Regions from separate parts of the Homo sapiens genome. Here region 1 is linked to region 2. A link is a loop called in an ENCODE intact Hi-C map of the cell type or tissue named here. Cell type or tissue: endothelial cell of umbilical vein. All regions are shown on one strand. Links, peaks and the distances in the headings refer to the core of each region. The heading gives the core; the rest is flanking DNA.

Region 1 (15,830 bases), core at 2,566-10,565, 160 kb after region 2:
TGCTGCCCTTTCTGCCACGAGATGTGCCGCGTCTTCCCTTCATCACCTGATGCTCCTACAAAAGTGCTCATTCACAGCGTCCCCAGGCCCCTGGACTCCAGGCCACCCCACAGCCAAACATTATCTTCAGATCTAATAACATGCCGTGCCTTCCAAGTAGCACAGAAACCATATAATGATAAATCATAACCAATATATATTTTCTATATGACATTATATAAAATATAATATCAATCTTCAAAACTTGCCTAGAACATAGGTAAAGGTGGTTAGTAATTCCATCTATGCATATCCAAATGTATTCCCATCTGTTTGCAAATGTATACTTTTCCCACTAGGAAATCACTCCTGGCTGCCCAAACGGAGGCCCGGTGCCTCTGGTCATGTCCACATCTCGTCCAGCGCTTCTGCTGCCTCACCAAGTCTGGAAAGAGCTGCTCTTATCTCAGGCTACCCACTTCCACTCCGCGCCCCTGCCTGTCCCATCTCTTGGAATGAGCGCCAGCTTCCTGGGAGTGGAGTGTACCTCTTTCCCAAACAGGCCCTCTGTCTGGAACGCGCCTCTTCTCACTCCCTGAGTCATCAATAAATCTGTCTCACTTTGTCCTGACTCAAGCTTTGCAGTCATAGAGTTGGGTCTGCGGAGTTGCCATTTTCACAGGATGAGGGATCCAAGACACTGTGCAATATTCTCACAGGATGAGGGATCCAAGACACTGTGCAATATTCTCACAGTATTTCTTAAAGGTCATTTCACTTTTCGGGCTTATTTTTAAAAAGGTTTTATTGGAACTAGCTAGTAGGTTCAAAATGTCAACGTTGACCAAATAAAACAAAATGCCAGACGACTTAGTGTTATGTCAGAAATGGCCAAGTCCCAAAGTCCCTCAGCCCTGGAAGAGGATGATCCAAAGTACGAAAAGGGTGAAGTGGAAAGATGCTCCCTGCATCCTGTGACTCAGGATGGAACCACGGGACGCTGGAGATGGCCAGCAGGAGGGAGACGCCCAATTGTAGGAGAGAAGGCAGCCTTCCCGGGCAGTCTCACAGGACCAATGTGTTTTAAATGGATGGAAAAAAAGCAAGATGTCAAATTGTATGGTACGTGCACCCTACATCAAACGGTACCTACCACAGCCCCTGACGGGAACTCGGCAGAGTGGGAACAGGGTGGTACAGAGGAAGGGCCTGGTCTTTCCTTTCCCTTCTCTGCTTCCCTGTATGGGTATCCTCTGCTGCAGTTACATTGTTATTTACCACGGAAGAAATAGAATCCGTTCAAAAATCCAAACTGCAGGCCGGGTGCAGTGGCTCATGCCTGTAATCCCAGCACTTTCGGAGGTTGAGGCAGATCCATCACTTGAGGCCAGGAGTTCAAGACCAGCCCGGCCAACATAGTGAAACCCCATCTCTATCCCGTAGAGGGTTTCAACATAGTGAAACCTCATCTCATTTTCATAAAAATATGAAAAATTAACCTGGAGTGGTGGCACATGCCTGTGGTCCCAGCTACTTGGGAGGCTGAGGCACGAGAATCGCCTGATCCTGGGAGGTGGAGGTTGCAGTGAGCCGAGATTGCACCACTGCACTCCAGCCTGGGCAACAGAGGGAGACTCTCTCTAGAAAAAAACAAAAACAAAAACAAAACAAAAAACCCCCAACAATATCCAAAATGCTTCCTTCACAACACTAATGGGATCATTTGAAAGTGCACTTTTAGAAATGATTCGTTTCTAGCTTCAGACCTCGGGGTGTGCCCAGGGCTTCTGAGGCTATAAATGAGATTCCCCTTTCTGAGCTTTTGCCTAAAACTCAACCCAAACTTAATTCAGAATGAATGAATCTGAAGGTAGCCCTAAGGCTTGGCTAGAAGCATTTCTTTTCTCCAGTAGGGTCACACGTGGAGCAGCGAGCGAGGCATGCGGAGGGCTGTGGCGTGAACCAAGGGGATGAGTCGTGGCAAGCTGGCGAGGGGAAGGGGGCAGCGGCAGCCTGGGAGCATCGCCGACTTAATTGTGATGGAGAGAAATTCATTACAGATAAGCCAGCTTCATTTAAGCATTTTCCAGAGCTTGCCCAACCACTTTGCTATTAAGTGATTTGATCAATTTCTTATTATATTTTCTCATTAAAAAGCGGTCAGGCATAACCGACTACTCTTACAGTTTTAAAGGAAATGTAGCTAGAATGTTCTTTAAAGGACATTTCATTTTTGCCTGTATTAGTAAGAAATGAAGACCCTCATCACTGAAACATCATGAATGGTAAATTAAACATATGAAGAAATATCTGACAAAAGACATTAAGTGGTTTAACTGCACTGATGACAAGCCAGCCCCTAATCTGTTTGACGCGATCGTTTCCGGTGAAAATCTACACCCCCTCCCTCACCCCTACACCCCTGCAGAAAACCAAACCGAACTCTGAAGCATCTGCTTTCTACTGGAAGCCATTCGAAATGAGTTACTGTAATTTGATCCATTGCATTGTAACCTTTACATTATCGTTGCATTTATAACAAGTTAGACTAAGAAGATTTGGTGCAAGCATTTTCATTTCAAGCAGGACAGAAGGGGCCATCTTTCAAGGGTTTAGCAAGCACAGCGGGGCCCACCGCGGCAGGTAGCAGCCCTGTGCAGCCGCTTGAGCTGACAGACCACCCCGCCTCCAGCTGAAGCACATAAGCTCCTTTGCAGCAGAGATTACAGCAAGTTATACGGCAGTAATGCAGCCTAATTCCCCAGGGCGGGCGTCTGTGCAGGCACAGGGAGGGCTGGCCCTTGGCTTCCTCCGTGATGAGGGCACAAGAGGAAACCTTGCCACCTGGGGCCTGGCAGAGCAGGCGCCCCTCAGTGCAGTAGGCAGGTGTGTCACCTTCCTGGAGGATGGGTCTTGAGAAACGAGACCCTAACAGCAGGGAGAATGCCTCTGAAAGCCGCTGGTTCCCATAACCTAAGTGTTGTCCTTACGAGATGGAGTGTGGTGCTGGCAACTCACTAGTGTGTACATTTGACTCGGTGAACACACTGAGTAGTGAATGGAGGTGGCTGCAGGAACACCCAGACCTCTAGGTGATCCTTCAAGTGCATGGCAAGGAGGCAAATATGACAATCATTTTGCTCAGGTCAACTGCTATGTAGATGGCCAGTGAGCGCTCTGAGCCTGCTGGGCTGGGGGGAAAGAAACCCGTGTCCACTTCTGGGCTCAGTCAGGGCCTAGGCTTTGATGCCTTTGTGAAATAGCAGGGAGGGGCTCAGACACTTTGCCTATAGGAATCAATAACTCATCAGCAGGGCCATGAAGGCGTGTTGGGGCTGGGGCGGGAATAAGATGAGACATCCGAGGGTCAGAGTTCCTTCCATTATCTGAACTGTCAAAGGGCCCAAGCTGTGAGTTTACAAGCGCCCTCCTCCCTGGCCCTCACATCCCGGAGTGGAGGGAATGTTCCACCTTGGCTCCTGAGGCCTGCCTGCTTTTGCAGCAAAGAGGGACCGTCTCATGACCTTGTGACACGTGGCGTCTCCACAGAAGGCCTTGGGATGCTAGGTCCACATCCACGCTCCGGTCTCATCCCAGCCCAGAACAGCAGTGCAGGGAAGTTGACCCACCTTCTGGAAGCAAGCTGCAGGTTCCCCTAGTCTGCCAGTGCTGTCTGCCCCATAAGGCTCTCCTGGTTCCATTCCATGCAGGGTCCCTGGCATCCAACCACAAAGCCGGGATCCCACTGGCAACCTCTCCCCACACACTTCACTGGGTCATGAAGCCACATCCATCTTCTGCCCTGAGGCTCCCCGCCAGGGTCCTCATGCCCAAGAGAGAAGGAATTCCCTCATTTGTGTGCAAAGTTCAAAAATGTTGTCTATGCATCTATGCCTACAGCTCTGCCTTCCTGGCCAGGACAAACTTGGTGGCCGTTTGTGGGAAGTCCTGAGCTGGTGCTGGGAGGAAGGAGGGAGGTTCCCCTTCATGCTTTTGTGATTGTACCCTTCTCCTCTTCTTCAGCCATATTACACGGCACGATTTTAACATACTGTCCACAGGAGTCACAAAGCAGGAAGCCACAGTGGAAGGGTTAAGCAGGAAGCCTCCAGAGATTCAGGGGGAAGGGATCAGTTCCAGGCCCAGCAGGGGCTGCAGGTCTCAGCCTGTGCACTGGCAGGAGTACTCAGTGCGGAGGATGGGAGGGCACGCCTTTGGCAGGAGGCACATGTGGAGAGGGCGCTCGAGGGAGTAGGGCAGTGTGGTTCCCAACACGCCAGGGGACGGGCGGGAACAAGAGCCCCAGGCCTCCTTGAGGGGCTCTAGTGAGACAGATACTGCCACATGGTCACAGAAGGAGGCCCAGCTGTGTCACATCCCACAGAAGGGTCCAGGGTGGCAGCGGAGCGGACAGTGGGGTGTTTTAGCTGCGTCCTGGGAAACAGTCAGGTTGTCCAGAGGGAGGGAAAGTGTGTGGCAGGGCCGCAGACACGGATGCCCCCACGACTTGGGGCGCAGCGGCTGGAGGAGGTGCCCTGTGGAACGGGGGATGATAGACGCAGGGACAGCAGCCAGGCTGAGGAGGGCCCGGGTGCCTGTGGAACTGCCGAGTCCACCCTCTGGGCAAAAGAACAGCACCAGGTGACGGAGGAGAGTGGAACCTGGAGGCCAGCACGCGGAGTGCAGACACGCCACTGCCAGGGCGGGGAGCTAGAGGGGTCCGGCCGCGTTTCTGGAAACGGAGCCTGGAAGGGAGGCAGTACTTCCATGAACACCAACACTGCTATCAGGAAGAGGGACAGACCTGATCAGGAGTGGGAGCAGGGAAGGAAATGGCAGGTTTCACCAAGGGTCATTGAAATTCTGGACGCACACTCAAACGTGTCACTCACACCACGTCCCAAATCCCCCCAGTTTGTCACTATGGTAAATAGGAAAGCGTTTATAATACTTTGTCATGAAGATGCATATTATGCTCTTCCTTATCGAAGAATAAAAATGTCTCTGCTTTTTCTCCAAGAAAAAACTAAACACTCCCACAGAGTAAATGGCAATTAGGCTGAATTACGGCAATTCTTGCTGTGAGCGCAATGTCATTATGCTGGGACTTAACTGTCATTACACTGTAAATATACCTATCCCGGGGGCAATGCTTGCCCACACGAGCTTGCTACCTTGGCATCAAAGATCTCACTTCTTTTGACTCTTGGGTTATATTGCAACTGTGCTGATTTATCCTCTAACTAGATTGATCCTGGAACCCCAAGTTGTGCCACAGCCCCACGCCAGGCAGTTGTTAAAATGCAGGTTCTATGGGGCCTGGGAGGGGACATTTCTATCCAGGAGCCAGACGCGGCCCAGGCCCGGTTTGAAGACCTTTGTTTTGAAGAACGTGGGGTCAGCGAGTTGATGAGGAACAAGGACGAGCTCATCTGAGGAAAAAACGGAAGGAAGCACTTGAAACCGGGTTTCGTTTCACTCCCAAGCTGCGGTCCACAGAAGCATTTCCCTCAAATAACTTGAAAAACTTTATGAATCGTGTTTAAGTTTTTTACTCTCCAAATGTAATACAATTCTTCAGCTAAAACAGGAATAATGAGACAAAATGGTTCGAAAAGTACAATAGAAAAATATTGTTCACTGGTTTATTTTTCCAAATGAGCATCAGGCTATTTACAAATACGCAGCCCTCCAATGACGTGTATTAAAATGGCAAGTCTATCACTGTTTGAAATCTAAATGAAAACAAATTTATTAAGGCACATTTGATCTGAGAATTTAACTTTCTGGTATAATGACAGATTCATTTCACTTTTGTCCCCAAAACACATGAGCACCAAAATTGTCAAAGAACACTTAATATTTAGTAAAACAGTAAGGAATATAAAAATTAAGGAGGGGAAAAAGCGTTTCCAAAAGGAAATCTTTGGAGATCGGTTTACTGCAAATAAAACAGACTAAACACACTCCCGATACACATAAATAATACTAACTAACAGGTACTCAAGAAATGGCAGAGCTCTGAACAACAGATATTAAATAAATTAAAGGTATTTCAGATACAAAGGATAAAACAAAACAGTAATGAAAGAATGAAAACCATCTCCACCCACATAACACAGACAGGATGAAAGGAACAAAACCAAATACATTTTTCCCCAACGTTTTGATTAGGGTGTATGTGTGTATGTTTCAGTCTGTGTACATCAGATTTATTGTAATAATTCATCTTTGTCATTCTAAACATTAATATTTTACCCTTTAAAGAGAAGGGTCAAGAAGAGAAAATGCCAAATCCTTCTTGAAATTTAATGCCAGGTCTATTTAGGCCGAATGAACTACCACGAGAACAGCCACATACCTCACTGTGCCTTCTTCACGCCCCTTGCTTTAAAACCTACGTGGCCAGCTGGGCTTGCATGGTGAAACCCCGTCTCTACTAAAAATACAAAAAAACTAGCTGGGCGTGGTGGTGTGTGCCTGTAATCCCAGCTACTCGGGAGGCAAAGGCAGGGGAATTGCTTGAACCAGGGAAGTGGAGGTTAAAGTGAGCCAAGATTGCGCCACTGCATTCCAGCCTGGGTAACAGAGTGAGACTCCGTCTCAAAAAAAGAACAAAACAAAACAAACAAAAAACCTACGTGGCCATGCTGAGCAGAGTACCATGAGAGGAAATGATCAACTCTGGAAAGCTCTCCTGAAGACAATGATGAAACAGCTATTATCACATTTCCTTATCTTACAACTGGAACATGAAATGGCTTTAAAACAATTGTAAAAAAAAAAAACAAAACACAAAAGGTAGAATCTGTGGAATGTTAACAATCACAACAGAACATTTACCAGAGTTACAGTGTTTTGTTACAATAATACTTTGCAGGAATGTTCACGTTTTCTGCCATAGGACTGGAGCAAAGGGTCTCAAAAGAAAACATTTTTTTAAAAAAGTTTTGTTCATCAGGTACATTTCAAGTCAAAGTTAAGCAGGTCTGCTACATAATGTTCAGCAAGAAGATGTGTTCAAAGGCAAACACTGATCACCTTCTTGTTCAGAAAGCTCAATCTTAAAGGAGTCCTATGTAAGAAAACCACTTGTAAAATATATCCTTGTATACGGACTTCAAAAACTGATCATACAAAAAATTTTTGAAAAATAAATTAGATAATTAAAAACGTCTTTTCCAGCAAAGCTGGACATTAGGCTGTCCTCACTGAGCCATTATTATTGCTGCTTTTACTGTAACTTGGATCATTTTTTTCCAGCCACATCTCAGCCAGCTGCTGGGTGGACCCATAGGTCGATGCTTTGGACCCCAAGCACATTTTGTACTGTTTGGGGTCAAGATTGGGATCACAAAAGACAGGATGGTGGACGTGGACTACTCCTACTTCCTGGCTCCTAAACGTCTTCAAACCTGCCTGGACAACCTTGTTGAAAAGGTCCACATCCTCCAGCCCCCAGCCTTGGATGGAAACATCAAAGCCACCCACTCGGACAAGATCTCCCTTATAAATACACGTGATGCCAAACCCATAGTTTCTCCAGAAGCCAGTTTTCTGAGTAAAGGCAAAATGGTTGTCACTGGGAACTTTCCCACTATAAACAATCTTTGGGTCATACTGGCTGAAGATGATTGGAAAATATATTTGTTGGCCCAGAACTGTATTTGCTCGACATCGCTGAAGGAATTCTGTAGTAAACACGAGGTCGACGTCGCAGAAGAAGAGCAAAGATTCATTGTTAAACTGGGAGGATCCTACTTCCAGGGCCAGGGCTCTTGAAAACTCTCCAGACACAGGCAAAATCTGCATGTCGGCTTTAGGGTACTTAATGCGGTAATCTCTCATCAGTTCAACTTGTTTGGCCTTGTCAGGGTTGGAGTCAGAATTGAAAAGCAGAACCACGAGCTTGACGTTCTGATTGGGGATAAGACACGTCTTCTCAAAGTTTCCCATAAATCTCACAAACATGTCGAAACGCCCAGACAAAGGAATCAGTATGTTTATCTTTTTATCTTTGGGTTCTTTGTGCTCACTCTTCGACCCAGGGAGCTGAAAGGGGACGAGCTTCTTCAGGGAGTTTGAGAGAAAGGACAAGGATCCAGATTCCTGATTGATTCTCTTGGCCAACTCTTGTGCATCCAGCTCCTCATGCTCCACAAACTGGATTTTGCTGAAAGTCTGCTGTAAATACGCGTGCCTCCTCACAGGGACCGTCATTTTCTTCCCTTTGTGCTTTTTGTACAGAAGCAGCAGGTCCAGGATGTACTCAGCCCCATACATGGGGTTCACCCGGCGGTAGCCGTACTGGATCTCTTTGAAGTCAATGATGCGCCCTCTGGTCTTGGCGTTGGCATTGATCATCTCCATGACCTGCATGACAATGTCGTCCAAGGCTTCCCTCTGGGCGGAGTCCATTCCTCTTCGAGGGGGCTGGCCGTCAACTGCCGAATACAAGTATTTTCCAGTCAGAAACTCCCATTCCAGAATCTCCTCTCGCTGGCGGGGCTGAAACCTCATGAAGGAGGGAGGGATTCCCAGCTGGAGGTCCTCTTTATGAATTTCTGTGTTGCTGTATTTGCTCATCAGGACAATTTCGCGGTGCAGCTGTATTGTGCGATGGCGGAGCTCGGATATCTTGCGGCTCAGCATGTAGCTGTGGAGCCTGTACTGGTAGGGTGGGTTTTTGTTGGGGTGTAATGTGATAGCTTGGTGAATTTTACTGTTATGGAGATCTCTAATGTACCCCTTTTTGTTCTGCTCGTAATTCTCATAAAAAAGCTGCTGCATCTGTTACAGGAAAAAAAAGAGATCACAAATTTAGTATTGTATGATTGAGTGCCAGCACATGCTAAAGAAAATGCAAATATTAGAAATGTTTCTGAATGGACCACAGCACACAAAAGGCCCTAGATAAGGCCCGATCAACAGCAGTCCAATGTGGTTAGAAGAATTCACAGATAGAAACTGCTTAAGGAAGTAAGGGTTAATAACCAAAGTTGGCCAATATACTTTCACAGGCAAACAGAATTATGAAAAAGTTGTCCCATAATGAAAACATATAAAATTGAGATCACAGTGCACCACAGGAGCATGCCTGAAAGATAAAGCCACCCCCGTCCCACTACGCCTGTGAAAGGGACCCACAGAGTCATGCGTCCCTGGCTGAAGACCTGAATAGCAGATCCTGCGGCTTCTATCTGTGGGAATAAACTTCCTCCTGAGAGCCAGAAGAACTCCAGGCAAACAACCTGAGCGAAGGAGTACCCTGCTTCCAGGGAGCTAAGGGAAGGGAAAGCCTATCAGAGGCAGGAGGCGGCCTGGCCCTGCGAGGATGCTGCAGGGATGAATCAAGGCTCTGCTGAGGTCTCTGGAAGCAAAAGCACACGCTGAAAACCCTCTTCACGCTGCTGGCCTCCTGCGTACGAGGAAGGTACCCCTCTCCCAGGTCTTCTGTGGAGGCAGGAGCGGGCCTGCTTGCTCAGCACGGGGTCTCCGGCACCAGCACGGAGCTTGGTGCCTGGGGGATCAGAAAATGCTGGCAGATGGGAAACATGCAGGACGCACAGGGCTCACCATTCCACCAACCCTGCCTCCGCCCCGTGGCGCAGGTTTTGGGACAGCATAAGCTTACGGGCCATCAGCCAAAATGGGTTCCCTCAAGTTAGGAAGGGAATGTGCCTAATGCCTCAGTACATCTGGGCAAGGAGATGAACGTTTTTACAAAGCATGTTGGAATGCAGAGTAATAGTTTGCAAAAAATGTTCAGTGAAAGCATTTGAGGTTGGTATCTGGTAAATTAGTCCTGTTTCTTTCAAGTTCATGGTTGTTTTTTGTTCATATTGTTAAAGACTAACTCTTGGTAAGGGATGACACGCATTCTGGCTGACTGGTTTATTTGCCTCTGGACAATCATATGCTGACTCTTTCCTGAGCCACTGCAACTACCGTTTAATAGTAGAGAAATATAAATGGGCACTTTTATACCTTACTTCTTTTTCTCATAAGGTAAAAAGTAAACAGGGAGCTGGCATGCCTGCCAGGCCCCGCACAGAGCTGGGGTCTGATGAGGGCTAACCTCTACCTCCTGGGCACCCGTGAGTCCGGTCTTAGAGCAAGAATTAGAGCAGAATTACAGGTCCTCCAAAGTGCCGCCGCTGTTTCCAACTTTCCTTCCCACACCGCTTATGCTCCCCACATGGCAGGTGCACGCATGGACTTACCACTGAAATCACTCCCACACTGTGGCACACTTTTCTAATTAATTAGAAAAGGTGGTGAGGTTTTCTGTGGGGGTAGGAAGCAGGGCCTCCCTAGGCTAGGAGGAGAAACTCCGACTCTGACCCCCATGCAGCACACAGGGCACACTTTATATGGAATTTTACATGCCCCTTCTGCTACCTACTATCAACTTTACTATCAACTACAGGAAAGCAAATCTCAAATTCTTGTTTTAAATAAACTGAAGCAAAGAAGTAACCTGGGGCTTGCTGAGAGAAGGCAGTAGGCGACTGGCACCGGGACTCCTTCAAGCCCTGATGGGCGGGCCAGATACAAACAACATGAAGATAAAGGCCCTGCCACAAGGCTTGGATGAACCACGTTAACTTATCTCTCTTTTTACTTTGCTCCTTCTGTGGGTCGCAACAAAAGAAGCCTGATGCACTTCCTGCCCAAAGCATCCTTACTGTTCACTTTCTAGCTGGGCTGATTCTTGGGTACAAACGGCAGGGCTACAAGGTGGCAAATGTCATGTGGGGACTCAAAGAGAAGAAAGGTTGAGAAAGGTTATTTGCAGGCCATAAAACCTTGAAGCAAATATAGTCATTTTACAATCCTGTTGGGGCACTCGGAGGCACAGCAGTTACAAGGACCTGCTACGGTGCCTCAGAAGACGCTCCCAGGGTCTGGGAAGCCATGCTTCCTGTTCCACCAAGGCCAGCCTTTGTAACGTGACTTAAGTAACTGCGCAGGCCACCAGACCCCACCGCTGACTGCACCTGAGGATCTCATGGTAAGGAAGGCTCTTCCACGGCAGAGACCCACAAGCCCACAATGTGCCTAACTGAGAGCTAGCAGAGTCATGACTGTCTGCTGTGAGATAAAAAGCTAGATGACAATTCCGGCAGAGATTCTACATGTATTTGTTTCAAGTATAAATTGTTTCCATTTCATCTGCTCATAATTTCCAAATTCTTAACAATGAACACGAAGAACCATAATATCGTTTGTGGAAGGTCTCTCCATTTCCAAGAGTGTAAACACACATTAATTTGGCCTTACAAGCTGTCTTCTACAGTGAGGTGAGAACAGTCTGAAGCATGTGCTGTTCCTTCTTTGCCCTGCAGGAAGCTCGTGCTGCCAATTCCATCTCCCCATGTATCTCCGACCCTTCTCTCTCCAGCCCCACTGGGTCATGCCACAGGTTCCCCATGGGTCTGCTTGCAGAATTCTGTTCCTCCCTCAACAGTGCTTCAAGACAGTAGCACAGAGGTATTCTTAGAACACACATTGGAGACTTATGGCTGAACAGGAGTGGTGGAACTGACATGATTTTCTCCTCTCTTCCCAAATACAGTGGATCCTTGAACGACGTGGGGGTTAGGAGTGCCGACTCCTCATGCAGTCAAAAACCCATGTATGAGTTTTGACTCCTAAAAAACTTAACTACTAATAGCCTACTGTTGACTGGAAGTCTTATCAATAACAATCAATAACACATCTTTTGCATGTTGTGTGAATTATATACTGCATTCTTACAATAAAGGAAGCTAGAGAAAAGAAAATGTTATTAAGAAAATGGCATGGAAGGAAGAGTAAATACACTTACAGCACTGTATGTATTAATACTGTGAGTTTACATTGTCTGTTTACAAAATCAACCGTCTGTATCTGAAATGGATGGGCCATTGCAGCTGCAGACCTCAATCTACAGTACCTAGCAAGCAATTCATCTTTTTCTTGTAATATTATGACTTTTCTGTTTCTTGGGAACCATTCAGCATGGTTAGTGGTACTTCATATGGGTCCCACGGTGTTATTCGAGGTTCACAGTATTGCACTAAATCTGACGAAAAATATAAGAACTGCAAGAGATCGCTTTTGACTGCAATATGCAATTTTCTGGAGTGATGAACTGTTCAGGTGGGGATGATTAGTGTCACCCAGCATTTCAAGCCTACATTTGCACCAGCTGAGCTCACCACAGTGGCAACAGGAGGCAGCTATGAAGTCACTACAGGAGTAGAGTATGTATCACAGTTGTTTTATACAGTTATGAATGAATGCTGCATCTTAGTCCTCTGGGTTTACTTCCTTGATAAATACATAACTCTGAAGTTTAGTTTTTCCAGAAATTACACCCAAGCACAAGGTGGTGAGGTGCAAGTCTGATAATGGGGAAATGGAAATTGGGGGACTTGAGCAGGACCCTGCCCTCATATCCCACTTGTGTCCCAGAAAACTTATTCCACTCCCCACCCCAAGCAGGAAACCGGAAGAGTCTTTTGGATCAATTGAACAGTACCATAGATACCTAGAGTCTGCCAACAAAAACATCACCCAAAAAGCTGGATCATTACAGCAAAGACACTAGTTTTAAAAGCCTCTGCTACACAGCTCCTGGTCAGCTTCTCAATGCTTCACTCTTAATGAGAATCAACAGTCAAGGATCATCAGGGCAGCTGAAAAAGGGTTCTGAATGGGAATGATGAAAATAAAACAAAACAAAAGCAAAACCCTTGGTGGAACAGAAACAACGCAGTGAACAGAAGAAAAACACAACAACAAAAACAAAAATCTACAATATAGTCAAAGGGAAGACAGTGCAACCAAAACAGAATGTGATAAACACGAAAATCAGAGGAAAAAACCCTTGAAACCAAACACAAGACAGCAAAACAAAGGAGTAGAGTTTGAAGATAAAACTGAAGAAATCCCTAGAAGATCATAACGATAAAAAAAAACCAGACAACAGGAGAGAAAAGTATTCATTCTAGGAACAAAAAGCACACAGGAGGGAAAACAACAATATAAAAAAATGGATCCAGAATTAAGGGAGTCAGGTGCCTGGGTTAAACTCTAAGTATCCAGTATAAAAAGTACAGTATAAAAGTATCCAGTATAAAAACTACAGGAAAAAGCAATCTAAAAATTTCCACAGAGGAGGAAAAAGGGCATATACAAATAATCAGAAATGGAAATGGCACCGGACACAGATAACACCACTGGGAGCTGAAGAACAATGCCTTCAGAAGTGGGAGGAGTGGAAAATTATTCTCAGTGTAGAATTCTCTTCCCAAACTATCCATCCAGTGAGAACAGCAAAAGATGTCAGATACTCAGGACTCAATTTTACCTTGCACTCATTCCTTCCCAGGAAGCTACTGAAGGATATGTTCCTCTAAAGCAAGGAAAGAAAGCTGTAAAGAAGATGACAGGATCCAGGAAACAAGACGCATGGGCCAGAATGACCATGCAAGGAGGCACCACACGGACAGCCCTGCAGCAGCTGCGGGAACACGTGCAAACGGGGGAGGGTGTGGGTGCCCACTGCCTCCATCTCCAGAGTCCAGCTCAGTGCTTGACACATCGAGTTCATAACAAGTGAGGTCTTTAAACAGAGCAAGTATGGAGAAATTGTTGAATGACATCCATACAGAAGGAAACAGCTGATGATGACAGACACGATATGTTACACATGGTAAACGGCATACAAGGATAAGGCTGGGCTCCTCTGGCCAGGATGTGTTTTAAAACGCAAAAATCAGCAGCATATTTAAAGAGAAAATATATACTACTCTGGAGAGATGATATAGTGGTCACCTTTTTTTTACTCCCTAGACCAAATGTGACTGCACACTTTATTCCTGGCCGTCCATACCCCACACAGGGAGGGCGGGCCCCCACGGGAGGCCTCTACATGACTGACTACTTCTCACACACCCACTAGGACAACACATCCCCACACATTTTCAGGAATCCATTTCACAAAGTGTTTTAGAAGCTGCCTACGGTTGTTACTTTCACAGAGTGTGTGTGCTAAGGGGGTGAACATGGAGAAAAGTATTGACTAAACAGGCTGGTAGAAGCTGTAAAACAGACTGAGGGTTTTAAACTACAGTGAAAGTTGCTGTAAGTACCTTCCGGCTAAACTCTACAAGTTTGAAATAAATGTGTTACATATATATATAATTTTTTTTTTTTTTTGAGACAGGGTCTCCTTCTGTCATCCAGGCTGGAGTGCAGTGGTGTGATCTCAGCTCACTGCAACCTCCACCTCCCAGGGAGCTGGAACTATAAGCATACACCACCACATACAGCTAATTTTTGTATTTTTTTGTAGAGATGGGGTTTCACCAGGTTGCCCAGGCTGGTCTTGAACTCCTGGGATCAAGCAATCTGCTTGCCTCGGCCTCCCAAAGCCCTGGGATTACAGACGTGAGCCACCCAGCCCGGCCATTTTCTTTTTTTAATGAAAAAGAAATCTGTTGTAAGATAAAAAGGTGTGTGTGAGTGGTGCACATGCACATGCTTGGGGGAGGGAGCACCTGAGAGAAAGTGAACTTAAAATAAAGCCAAGTCTACGCCCAGACTGGCTGGTGGCCCCTGCTCTGTCCCAGAGGAGTTACTTTTATTAATTTATTATTTATTAATGTTGCTACGGTATATAAACAATTCAGACAGAGAAGTTCCTACCTGACAGACTGGGTGGAACACATACCTGTAATGATCTTTAAAAAAATCTAAACTCACGTCAAGGAAATAGCTCTCCCTTTCTAAAAGAGGGTGATGCGGGTTTAAGCAACAGGTGAGCAGACACTCTGTCGCAGGTAAGGACGAGTACCTCCACCTTAACCAAGACCTGCCCAAATGGGCTTCGGGTGGTGCCCTTCAGCCAATTTCTGTACAAAGCCTTGTCATAAATGGCTTTGGTGTAGAGGTAGGGAAACATTTTCTTGTTACCCTCAGCGTGTGGAATGGGAGATGGAGAGGCAGAAATCAAATATGCTGTCTTTAGAGCTCTTTAAGAACAGGAAATGTGAAATATAATGCAAAGCAAAAATGTCAATGAGATATTAAAGCCAGGTTAGGAAAGAAATTCATACATCATCTGTGATTTCTGAATGGAGCAGGAAGGAAAACCTAGGGAAGCCCTGACGGGCCCCACCAGGCTCCAGGGCCATGGGACCTCCAGGCCAGCCCTTGCTCTGAGTGTGAACAACCTCCATGGAGCACCCTCCATCCTCCTTCCCTGTGAACACTCTCCATGGAGCACCCTCCATCCTCCTTCCCTGTGAACGCCCTCCATGGAGCACCCTCCATCCCCCTTCCCTGTGAACGCCCTCCATGGAGCACCCTCCATCCCCCTTCCCCGCCTTCCCAGGTAGCCCTCCCATGTGACCACATCAAGAGATCTCAGTGCTTCTGGATGGAATCTTTGCCTCTGTGGCAAGGCGGCCATTTGTACTGAACTTTTGAATCCCCTGCAATGTTCTCCTCGAAATATCTTTTTTTTTTTTTTTTTTTTTTAACCTCACCAAGTTTCCAGTTTCTCTGCTGTGATTTGGGTTTTCCCTACTTCCTACCTTTCATTTTTCTTTGAGGATGCGTATTTAAGAGGCATGCTGTGGGTGAGATGAAACTGAATCATTTTGCTCTAGGCACATCAAGGAGAAATGCTGGTCATTAAGCGTTTAACGCCTACATCTCCAACCATCTCCCTGCTTTCCCTCATATTATGGGCTACGTCACTGCTCACCACCAGAATGCCATTAAGTAGGAAACACGCAGGTAGCATTTAATTACTGAGCTCCAGGCAATTTCCTGCATTCAACAGGAAATTGTTGAAG
Region 2 (9,450 bases), core at 54-8,053:
TGGTGGCACGTGGCTGTAGTCCCAGCTACGCAGGAGGCTGAGGCCAGGGAATTGCTTTTACCGGGGAGGCAGAGGTTGCAGTGAGCCGAGATTGCACCATTGCACTCCAGTCTGGTGACAGAGCAAGACTCTGTCTCAAAAAAAAAAAAAAAAAAGCATCAATCTGCACTCGTAGCACTGCTGATTAAATGCTGTTTTTGCATCTGGGGAATTTTGCTTGTTAAAACAGATGGAATAGCATGAAGAATGTGTGTGTGTGTGTGTGCATGTGTGTGTGTGTTATGGCTGTTGGTTTTAAACCAGGAAACTCTTCATCACTGGCATTATCATTCCTAGTTTGGCCATTCGTGTAGGGGAAACCAGCTTCTCTCTCCAGTGTGGTCCTGAATTGTTCCATTATTTCCAAGGACAATGGGCCGGATGTTCTGGAATGAAGGAAAAAGACCATGAGCTCCCCCAGGAAACCCCATTCCTGTCCCTTCCTTGGAGTAGGGGCGGGAGGACAAGGACAGTGAGGGTGTGCAGCCTTCCAGCAACACTCAGTCATCTTCATTACAGGACATTATTGTAATGGTCCATTTTTAACATCAAATTTGGAAACAGTCTCAAAGGCACCACTGCATTTAAAGAGCTAACTAATATACATTTTTTTTTCTCGTCAATCTCTTAGAAATGTTGTAAAGCTTCCAGAAATGCCCTGGAATGTCTGCCAGACAAAATGGCTGTCTTTTGGAAAAATCACCTGAAGGATGTGGATTTCTCAGAAAACGCACTCAAAGAAGTTCCCCTGGGACTTTTCCAGCTTGATGTAAGCCTAATAGCCCTTTCTTTCTCATTTTCGGCTTTTGAGAGAAAATTGCTCCGTGTTGCAGTGAAATGTATGTGCTTTTCCTGAGCTTCTGAGATAAATATAAGGGGAAAAGATGAAGAAAAAGTTCAGCTATCAAAAATATGCATGGCCACGAACAGCGATGAGGGTGGCACGTGGACAGCAGAAGCAGCTGTGTCAGGTGGTGGTGGGGTTATGGTTCGTATCCCTCGGGACTTTCTTTAAGTCCACGGCCTGCCCATATATGAGGCTGAGTGGACACTGAGAGCTCCAGGAAGGGCCTTTCCACGGAACCCTGTGTGCCTACCCCAGAATACGGGTACCTTCTCGCTTTAGGTTGTTTTAGGTGGTTGGCGGGTCCTTAGGCAGACAGGCCGTGGATCACACTCATTGCTTGGAGCTCAGGGCCAACCCCAGAAGGGGCCCCATCAGGGCAGCCTCACCAGGGGCCCTGTAGTGGACCCCCAGGCAGAGTGCCCAGGCCACCCTGCACAGGCTTCAGCCCCCGGTCCTGCCAGGCCACTGCCAGGACCCCCACGGGCACTCCTCCAAGGCCTGGTGCAGCCTCTTGTGTGCGGCGACCCCCACAAGGCAGCGAAGGCCCCTTCAGCATGTGTATCCTCAGAGAGGATGGGCTATCATGTCCTAGGCTCCTGACAAGCACAGGGCAAAGCCAGGGACCCAGGGACAGGACTCACGCTTCTCAGAAGAAAGGAGCCACGCGGGGTGCCCCCGGGGGGGGGTGGTCCCACATCATACTCCTCGCAGGGTACTCCTGGCCTTCAGGCCTTGTCCACAGCCCCTGGGCCCCTGTTCTGAGTCTGTCTTCTCGTATTTCACACCAACAACTAGCAGGCTTGGATTTTTGGCTTCCCCCAAAGCCCAGAAGCAGCAAATCAGGAGAGGCAGAGCCTTGTCCAGAGCTTCACTGTGGGCCTGCAGGGAATGTGTCTGCTCGAGGTCTCCTTCTCCACACTGGGAAGGGGTGGGTGGGTATGTGGGGGCTTGGGGGACCCTGAGGTCTGGCACATGGCAGGGTCTCCATAGAATTTCAGCAGGAGGGGGCTGGCTGCAGCGGTTCTGATGGTGGGCGGTGGCGTGAGCCCCTTCAACAAGGAAGGAGACAAAAGCACCAGGAGGAGAGAATTTAATGTGGGGCAGCAAACAGCCTGTGGCCCTCCTGAGGCCGCCCTGGTTGTGGGCGGGATAGTTGGTGGCTGTGGTGATGTCCTCAAGCAGGGAGATAGCATGTCTAAGGTACTCCTGCAAAGTAAAACGTGGGCCAGGCATGATGGCTCAGACCTGGGCACGGCGACTCAGAACCGTACTCCCAGCACTTTGCGAGGCCAAAATGGGGGGACTGCTTGAGGCCAGGAGTTTGAGGCTGTAGCAAGCTATGATCACACCGCTGCACTCCAGCCTAAGAAACAGAGCGAGACCCTATCTCTAAAAAAGTAAATAAATAAAAAGAATAACAAAAAAAGAATAAAACGTGTTACAGGTGCAAGGTAGCCCCTCATCCCCCTTGGTGACTGGGTTCCCTGCAGGGTCTGTTTGCAGTAGGGCTGAGGGAGGGCTACCCACGAGGGGCACCCCAGACATGCTGATAATCCTGAGGGGCCCAGCTTGGGACTGTGTCGGCTAGCAGAGGGCATGCGGCTAGGACAGTTACCCTTGGTGGCACTGCCACCCCGTCCCCAGACCTGGGCTGGCCCAGGAGGCCACCCACCAGGAGGTGGCAGACACCAGCACTGTACTGCATGCCCCATGCCACCCCCACCAGCCGTGAGCCGTTGTCCTCCAAACCATCAGAGTCTGGCACTTTCCCCAGAGAGACACACCGGTAATCAGTACTCTTAAGAATCCTTAATGCTGACAGCTGCTTGGGCTCCTTTCACTCTAGAATAATTGCCTCTCACTGCCTTTGAGGGAGGAGCTCCTGTAGATAGATGGCCCCGTCGCACTGTTTGATATCATTTCGTGAGTTTGAAGAGGCTGCTGGGCCCCACACAGCTGGGATCTGCGTGAAGGAAAATTGGTTGGAATCGTTTGACTGCGCGTGGTTGGGAACTGACTGGCTCTTCAGTCTCCCCTCCCTTCTTGTATCTGATGCTATCTTAGCTTCTCTCTCCCTCCCTCTCTCTCTCAGGCCCTCATGTTCTTGAGGTTACAGGGGAACCAGCTGGCGGCACTTCCACCTCAAGAGAAGTGGACCTGCAGGCAGCTCAAAACCCTGGATCTCTCCAGAAACCAACTTGGCAAGTAAGCAGGGGCCTCTCCTCCCTGGCCAGTTCCAAAGCGTGTGTGGGGCCACGGTCGAGCAGGTCCTCTGAATGGTGGCATGTGAGTCTGCGAGGGCTGCTGAGCCGCCAGCTGGGGGCTTAACAACAGAAATCACTGCCTCACAGCCCTGGGGGCTGAAGTCCGAGGTGAGGGTGTGGGCAGGCCTGGTTGGTTTCTCCTGAGGCCCCTCTCCTTAGCTTGCAGATGCCGTCTTCTCCCTGTGTCCTGTTGCGGTCAGGCCTCTGTTCACGTCTGTGACCTAATCTCCTCTTCTTATAAGGACACCAGTCGGATTGGATTAGAGTCCATCCTAATGACCTCATTTTAACTTAGTTACCTCCTTAACAGCCCTGTTTCCAAATACAGTCACATTCTGAGGAATTGGAGGTTAGGGCTTCGACACAGGAATGTGGGGGGAAACAGCCCCTAATGGTGTCCTCTCATTTTTAATTTTTAGTCTGCTGGAGAATCTTGTCTCTCACTTCAGCCCAATCTGTAATTCTGTTCAAAAGTCTCTGCTGATCACTAACTGAAATGGACGTGGAATTGAATAAAAGCACCCAGCCCCAAAGCCTTCCAATAGGTGGAAAGCCGGGATGAGCCCAGCCAGCCTCTGGAGACCAGCCGCCCCCGTTATCTGCAGAAGGCCACTTCTGCAGTATCACGGTGGAACTTGCACCCCAAGGAGGACCTCTGCGGGGAGGGGTGGGGGCAGTGAAAAAGGCAGCCGCCACTGCAGCGTGCGCCCCTGCCAGGCCCTGAAGAGTTGCACATGAATTGCTCCCTATCTCCGTGGCTTGGCATTATAACATCACAGCCAAAAGTAATGCTTTTGTCGTGCTGTCCTCAAATTTTGTCTCTTTTTCCTCCCCCCAGAAATGAAGATGGACTGAAAACGAAGCGTATTGCCTTTTTCACCACCAGAGGTCGCCAGCGCTCCGGGACTGAGGCAGGTGTGTGTGGGTTGGGAGACGGTGTTCCCAGATGAGACAGCCGGGGTAGCCTGGTTCCTGCTCCACCAAAGTGGGGATCGCCCTTATCTTGGGCCTTCCCCTTCAATGCCCTGTTGCAATGCCACAGATGTCCAAGTTCAAATGAAAACCCTGCATATGAGCTGCGCCCATTCTTTCTGTCCCACGTGTGACACGCAAGTATCCTCAAGCCCCACTCTCCTGCGTGGAGGCCAGTGATGCCAGCAGCTAATATGTGCAGCTGATCTACACACCAGGCAGTGCCCTAGGCAGGTTACATATGTGAGAGTTTCTCATCCTCACAACGTGAGGTATGGGCCACATTTCCCCATTTTGCACGTGGGGAGACTGAGGCTCCCAGGGTGTCTGAGCTTGGCTGCCACACCAAAATACCACCGACCGAGTGCTTCAGCAGCAGACACTTATTTTCTCACAGTTCTGGAAGCTGGATATCTGAGAGGAGGGTGCCAGCACTGTCAGGGGCTTGCGAGGGCCTTCTTCCTGGCATCCTTCTCTCTATGTCCTGAGATAGTGAAGAGAGAGAGGACTCTGGTCTTTCTTCCTCTTCTTTTTTTTTTTTTTTCTTTGAGACTGAGTCTCGCTCTGTCGCCCAGGCTGGAGTGCAGTGGCGCGATCTTGGCTCCCTGCAACCTCCGCCTCCCAGGTTCAAGCTATTCTCCTTCTTCAGCCTCCCAAGTAGCTGGGATTACAGGCATGTGCCACCATGCCTGGCTAATTTTTGTATTTTTGGAGATGAGCCACTGTGCCCGGCCCCTCTTCCTATAAGAACGTTAATCTCATAAGGGCCCCACCCTCATGACCTCATCCAAACCTAATTACAGCTCAAATATCCCATCTCCAAATAGTAATTTTGTATTTTAATACAATACAGGATGCCAGGAAGAAGGCCCTTGCTAGCCCCTGACAGTGCTGGCGCCCTCCTCTCAGATATCCAGGGTTTCACCATGTTGGCCAGGCTGGTCTTGAACTCCTGACCTCAAGTGATCCGCCTGCCTCAGCCTCCCAAAGTGCTGGGATTACAGGTGTGAGCCACCACGCCCGGCCCCTCTTCTTATAAGAATGTTAATCTCATCATAAGGGCCCCACCCTCATGACCTCATCTAAACCTAATTACAGCTCAAATATCCCATCTCCAAATGGTGTCACATTGGGTATTAGAGCTTCGACATATGAATTTGGTGGGGGGCGGGGGACACAGTTCAATCCATGGCATAGGGACTGACTGATTTGTCCCAGGTTGTGTGGCTGCTTCTCAGTAGCAGAGCCAGGTTTCATCCCAGGACTGTGGGACTTCAGCCCTGGACCAGCAGCTACGTGCTGTTAAGTCTCTACTGCCACACGATGGTATCTTGCAAAGCCCACATGGATCACGGCCGCCTTTGGACCCACAGGCTGAGGTGAGGCCAAGGTTGCACAGGGGCTCGTGGTCTTCCCCAAAACTCAACAGAGACAGAACTTTCCTAGTTTTTGTGCTGGTCACACAACAAGGCCAGTTCAGCAGAGAGTACATCTAGGTAAACAAGCTCTTTTTGTTCCATTATCTTCTGTGAGACACAGGGGAAGGTATGGAGCTGTCCCTTTCATTAAACAACCAGCTCTGCTTCTTAACCTCAAAGCTACAACTTCCAAAGCCAGCTCTGCTCACAGAAATATCCCTCAGGATGCTGGCCCAGAAAACCAGAACCCACATCCAGGTTGTTTTAAACATAATACAACTTTCTTCTTCAGTTTGATAGATGGTTGTTGGCAAGTACAGATAGTATGAGGTAGGGATGAGTGACGCCACAGAGGCCAGGACACATTTGCAGGAGGTGAACTAGGGAGTTTGCCGCTGCTACGCTCTTGGATGAACTGGTGTGCTTGTGTGTTGAGTATGATACACATAGAGATCTGTCCCATAAGAGCGTGTGTATTTATATGTGACTGAAAAAGGAATATCAGTGGACCAGATAAAAGAGTCCAAAAATAGACCTCAGTAAACATAGAAATACATCGGGAGTCCCCAGCGCCCCCCAGGAAGCGAACCGGTATTGGTCCCTGGCCTGCTAGGAACCAGGCCACACAGGAGGAGGTGAGCGGTGGGCCAGTGAGCATCAGCGCCACCTCCTGTCAGATCAGCGGCAGCATTGGATTCTCATAGGAGCGCGAACCCTATTGTGAACCGCGTCTGTGAGGGCTCTAGGTTGTGCCCTCCTTATGAGAATCTAACGCCTGATGATCTGAGGTGGAACAGTTTCATCCCTAAACTGTCCCCCTCACCAATGCTGCAGTCCATGGAAAAATTGTCTTCCACAAAACCGGTCCGTGGTGCCAAAAAGGTTGGGGACTGTTATTATGTAATATATGACAAAGGCAGAACTTCAACTTAGTGTAAAAGGATGCTTGCGTGCGTTAATAAACGGTGTTGATATTCCTGCCTGGAAGGGGGACAAAACACGATACTAGATTACAACAATCAGGTTTAAGTATAAAAAAAGAAAACAATAACATTTAAGGAATATAGGTATAACTTTGCTATGAGGGAGATCTTTAAAATCTAGTTGGAAAATCCAGGAATAATTTTTTAAAAAGACTGAAATCATTGGCTTCATAAACATTCAAAAATTGTGTTCAGTGGGAAGCATCATAAACCAAGTCATAATGCAAACAGACTAAGAAGAAATATTTGCAACACAAATTGTTGCAACACAAATTGGCTTAAGTCCCTGATATACAAAGAATGCTTACAAATTGATTTAAAAAAAAAAAAAAAAAAGACAACACAATAGGCAAAAAAAATGGGCAAGGGATATAAACAATTTTCAGAAAAGGAAGTCCAGAGGGCCAGGAAACAAATGAAAAGGTCCTTAACCACACGAATAGGGAAATGCAATTATGAATTTCATAACTGATCCTTTTATAAATGAAGAGCCTTAGGACTGTAGAAATTGAGTCCAGACATAGGGATTTCACTTAGAAGGAAGGGGAAACAAACACCATCTTCTCCTTCATGCCAGGCGGGATGATGGGTATGAGAACAGGAGCTAGTGTAGACCTCGGTCACGCAAGCCACTTGCTGTGTGGATTAGAAACGTGTCTCCAGTTTAGAAATGCCGAATCCTTCCTGGGACCACGGAGGAGTGTGCAAGGAAGTGGGCTCAGCACTCAATGAGACGCCAGTGGGGAAAATCACAGGCATGCATGGAAAAGCACCATAGGACTACGCGCGGTACCAATGCTCTAGAAAGTGACAGCTGGCAGCCCGCAGAAGTACATCTGGGGAGCCATGTGAGGGGGCCGCGCCCCTGGGAGGTTCTCTGGCAGAGGTGAATCTTGGCCTTGGCAGATGACAAAGGCCTCTTGATTCTTTAAACTTCATCTAGAAAGTTGAGGCCCACACCTGAGTGAAAAGAAGGCGGCTCTTTGCAAACCCTTTTCCTCAGTAGGGTTATTCTCCCAGGGCCATGGACCCTTGGGTAAGGAATTATCTACAAAAGACAGCTTGTTTGCAGTAGGATAGTAAAATTCCAAGTAGATTTATGTACATCCAAATAGTCATATTTGTGCAGTGGCCTCATCCAAAAATAATTTGGATGGCCGTTTTTACGGTAAAAATCAGACCAGCAGAGTCATAAATAACTTATGAATAAATAATTACAGTTCTTAAATACCTTGAACTGTGTTCTCCCCAGCTCAGTGCCCATCGTTTTCAACACTGGGCCAGGAGGTCTGTTACAGGTGTTGCCTCTGTTTGCAATCATAGCTCATTATTCCAGCCATCTCTTACTTAAAGAGGCTTCATAAACACCGTAGCGAAACTTTAAAAGTTTGGAAAGCACAGAGGCCAGGTGTTTAGAATGTGTTCTCTGGGGAGAAAGTAAGCCTTTCTCATTATGACGTTCTTTCATGAAAATGTGAATTAGGGCAGGCTAATATTGATCATCTTTTTTCATTGAAGGAAAAAAAAGGAAGCTTTTTGAACATTTCCTTACCTAGCAAGGACTCATACAAAGCCATCTTTAGAAGGCCGGTGCACCTTTATTTCCGCAGGAGCCCCTGCAGTGAGTCCCATTCACAGTACAGCTAGCTGGGCAGATTTTCCAGGCATTGGTTTTGGTATTCCATTATCGGCTCTCCCTGAATGTTCTCAGAGGCCAGGTTACCCATTACCATTGTTATTGCAGCTACATGTGTGGAGGAAAGCCAGAGCCGAGGCGGGGTAGCTATGATCAAGGGCAACCGAGCCTGGTTTCAGCCCAACAAAAGAACTCCGGCTTCTCTATTTTCCATGTCTGGCAGGGAACCCTATGAGAGGGCTTTGAGGCAGTTGTTTAATCTTGAATTCTCCGAGCTCCCAGGCATGCTGTCCTGCCCCCTCTCCAGGCCTTAGTAGGGAGGATAAAGGCACTTCAGAGATTCTGCTGAAATCCAAACCTCTGATTCCCATCAGTGTGCGTTTCCAAGCTCTTTCTCAACTCAAATGCTCTGGTGCCCGTGGAAACAGCAAATTTGACATGATTTTCATGGTAATCTCATAGTGAGCCTAATTAATAAAGTCACTTAAATACTAAACAGTTGGCTGGCTTTTCAAAGAATGGCATTGTAAGAAGCATAAAAACAGCCAACTGTGGTATATTTTCATTAACTAGCTTTTTTTCATGGAAAAAGCAACGCATGTATATTTTAAAACACCGTTTTTGAACAGTAGCAAAGGGCATGGGATAAATATTCAGTCCTCTAGTAATTCCTTTCCCCAGAGACAACTATGGAGTTCAGTGCATCTCTGGTAACCATTGTGTTCCTGTCTAACAACTGTAACCTCTGTGCATACACATGTGCAGGTGTGGTGTGTGTGCATATAACATATACATGGTATGCGTGTGTGTGCATGCATGTGTGCACACATTTTCTGCTACACTAATAAGCCTTCTAGATATCCGGTTCTGAACTTTTTTTTTTTTTTTTTTTTTTTGAGATGGAGTCTTGCTCTGTCACCCAGGCTGGAGTGCAGTGGCACAAACTCAACTCACTGCAACCTCCACCTCCCAGGTTCAAGTAATTCTCCTGCCTCAGCCCCCCCGAGTAGCTGGGATTACAGGTGCCCACCATCACGCCTGGCTAATTTTTGTATCTTTAGTAGAGACAGGGTTTTACCATCTTAGCCAGCCTGGTCTTGAACTCCTGACCTTGTGATCCCCCTACCTCGGCCTCCCAAAGTGCTAGGATTACAGGCGTGAGCCACCAGCCTGGCGCACCTTGCCTTTTCAATTGATGGGTAGCTCTTGAGTATTACTTCATACCCCCATATATGTAGACCTGCCCCATACTTTGTAATAGCTGCAATTATTCTATTACTCATTGAACCAA

The links. A loop is a pair of places that touch in the nucleus more often than their neighbours do. Peaks named below come from ENCODE experiments on the same cell type or tissue, not always from the same donor. Only the 100,000 strongest peaks of a DNase experiment are listed, where the experiment ranks them.
Region 1: a loop joins it to region 2, with 2.2 times the contacts of the local background. A loop is called at or near these places in 3 of 110 quality-filtered maps.

The regions. Positions count from the first base shown.
Region 1 is chr15:101,170,212-101,186,041 of GRCh38, forward strand. CHSY1 (chondroitin sulfate synthase 1) reads right to left here. Exons shown (of 3, transcript NM_014918.5): 3 at 5,516-8,769. The coding sequence ends at 7,177. It overlaps LOC124903564 (a long non-coding RNA gene), which reads left to right. Exons shown (of 2, transcript XR_007064780.1): 2 at 1-610. Among named protein-coding and RNA genes, the nearest start is that of LRRK1-AS1, 26 kb to the left of the region's middle. RefSeq lists enhancers at 2,325-3,211, 4,100-4,986, 8,873-9,483, 9,484-10,093. In endothelial cell of umbilical vein, for the core only: no CTCF peak of the experiment used is centred there; a DNase peak (open chromatin) is centred at 6,720; H3K27ac peaks cover 1,965 bases.
Region 2 is chr15:101,011,338-101,020,787 of GRCh38, forward strand. LRRK1 (leucine rich repeat kinase 1) reads left to right here. Exons shown (of 34, transcript NM_024652.6): 10 at 671-808; 11 at 2,979-3,091; 12 at 3,989-4,065. Among named protein-coding and RNA genes, the nearest start is that of LRRK1, 97 kb to the left of the region's middle. RefSeq lists a silencer at 3,947-4,241. In endothelial cell of umbilical vein, for the core only: CTCF peaks have their summits at 4,010 (motif pointing right) and 6,236 (motif pointing left); a DNase peak (open chromatin) is centred at 4,054.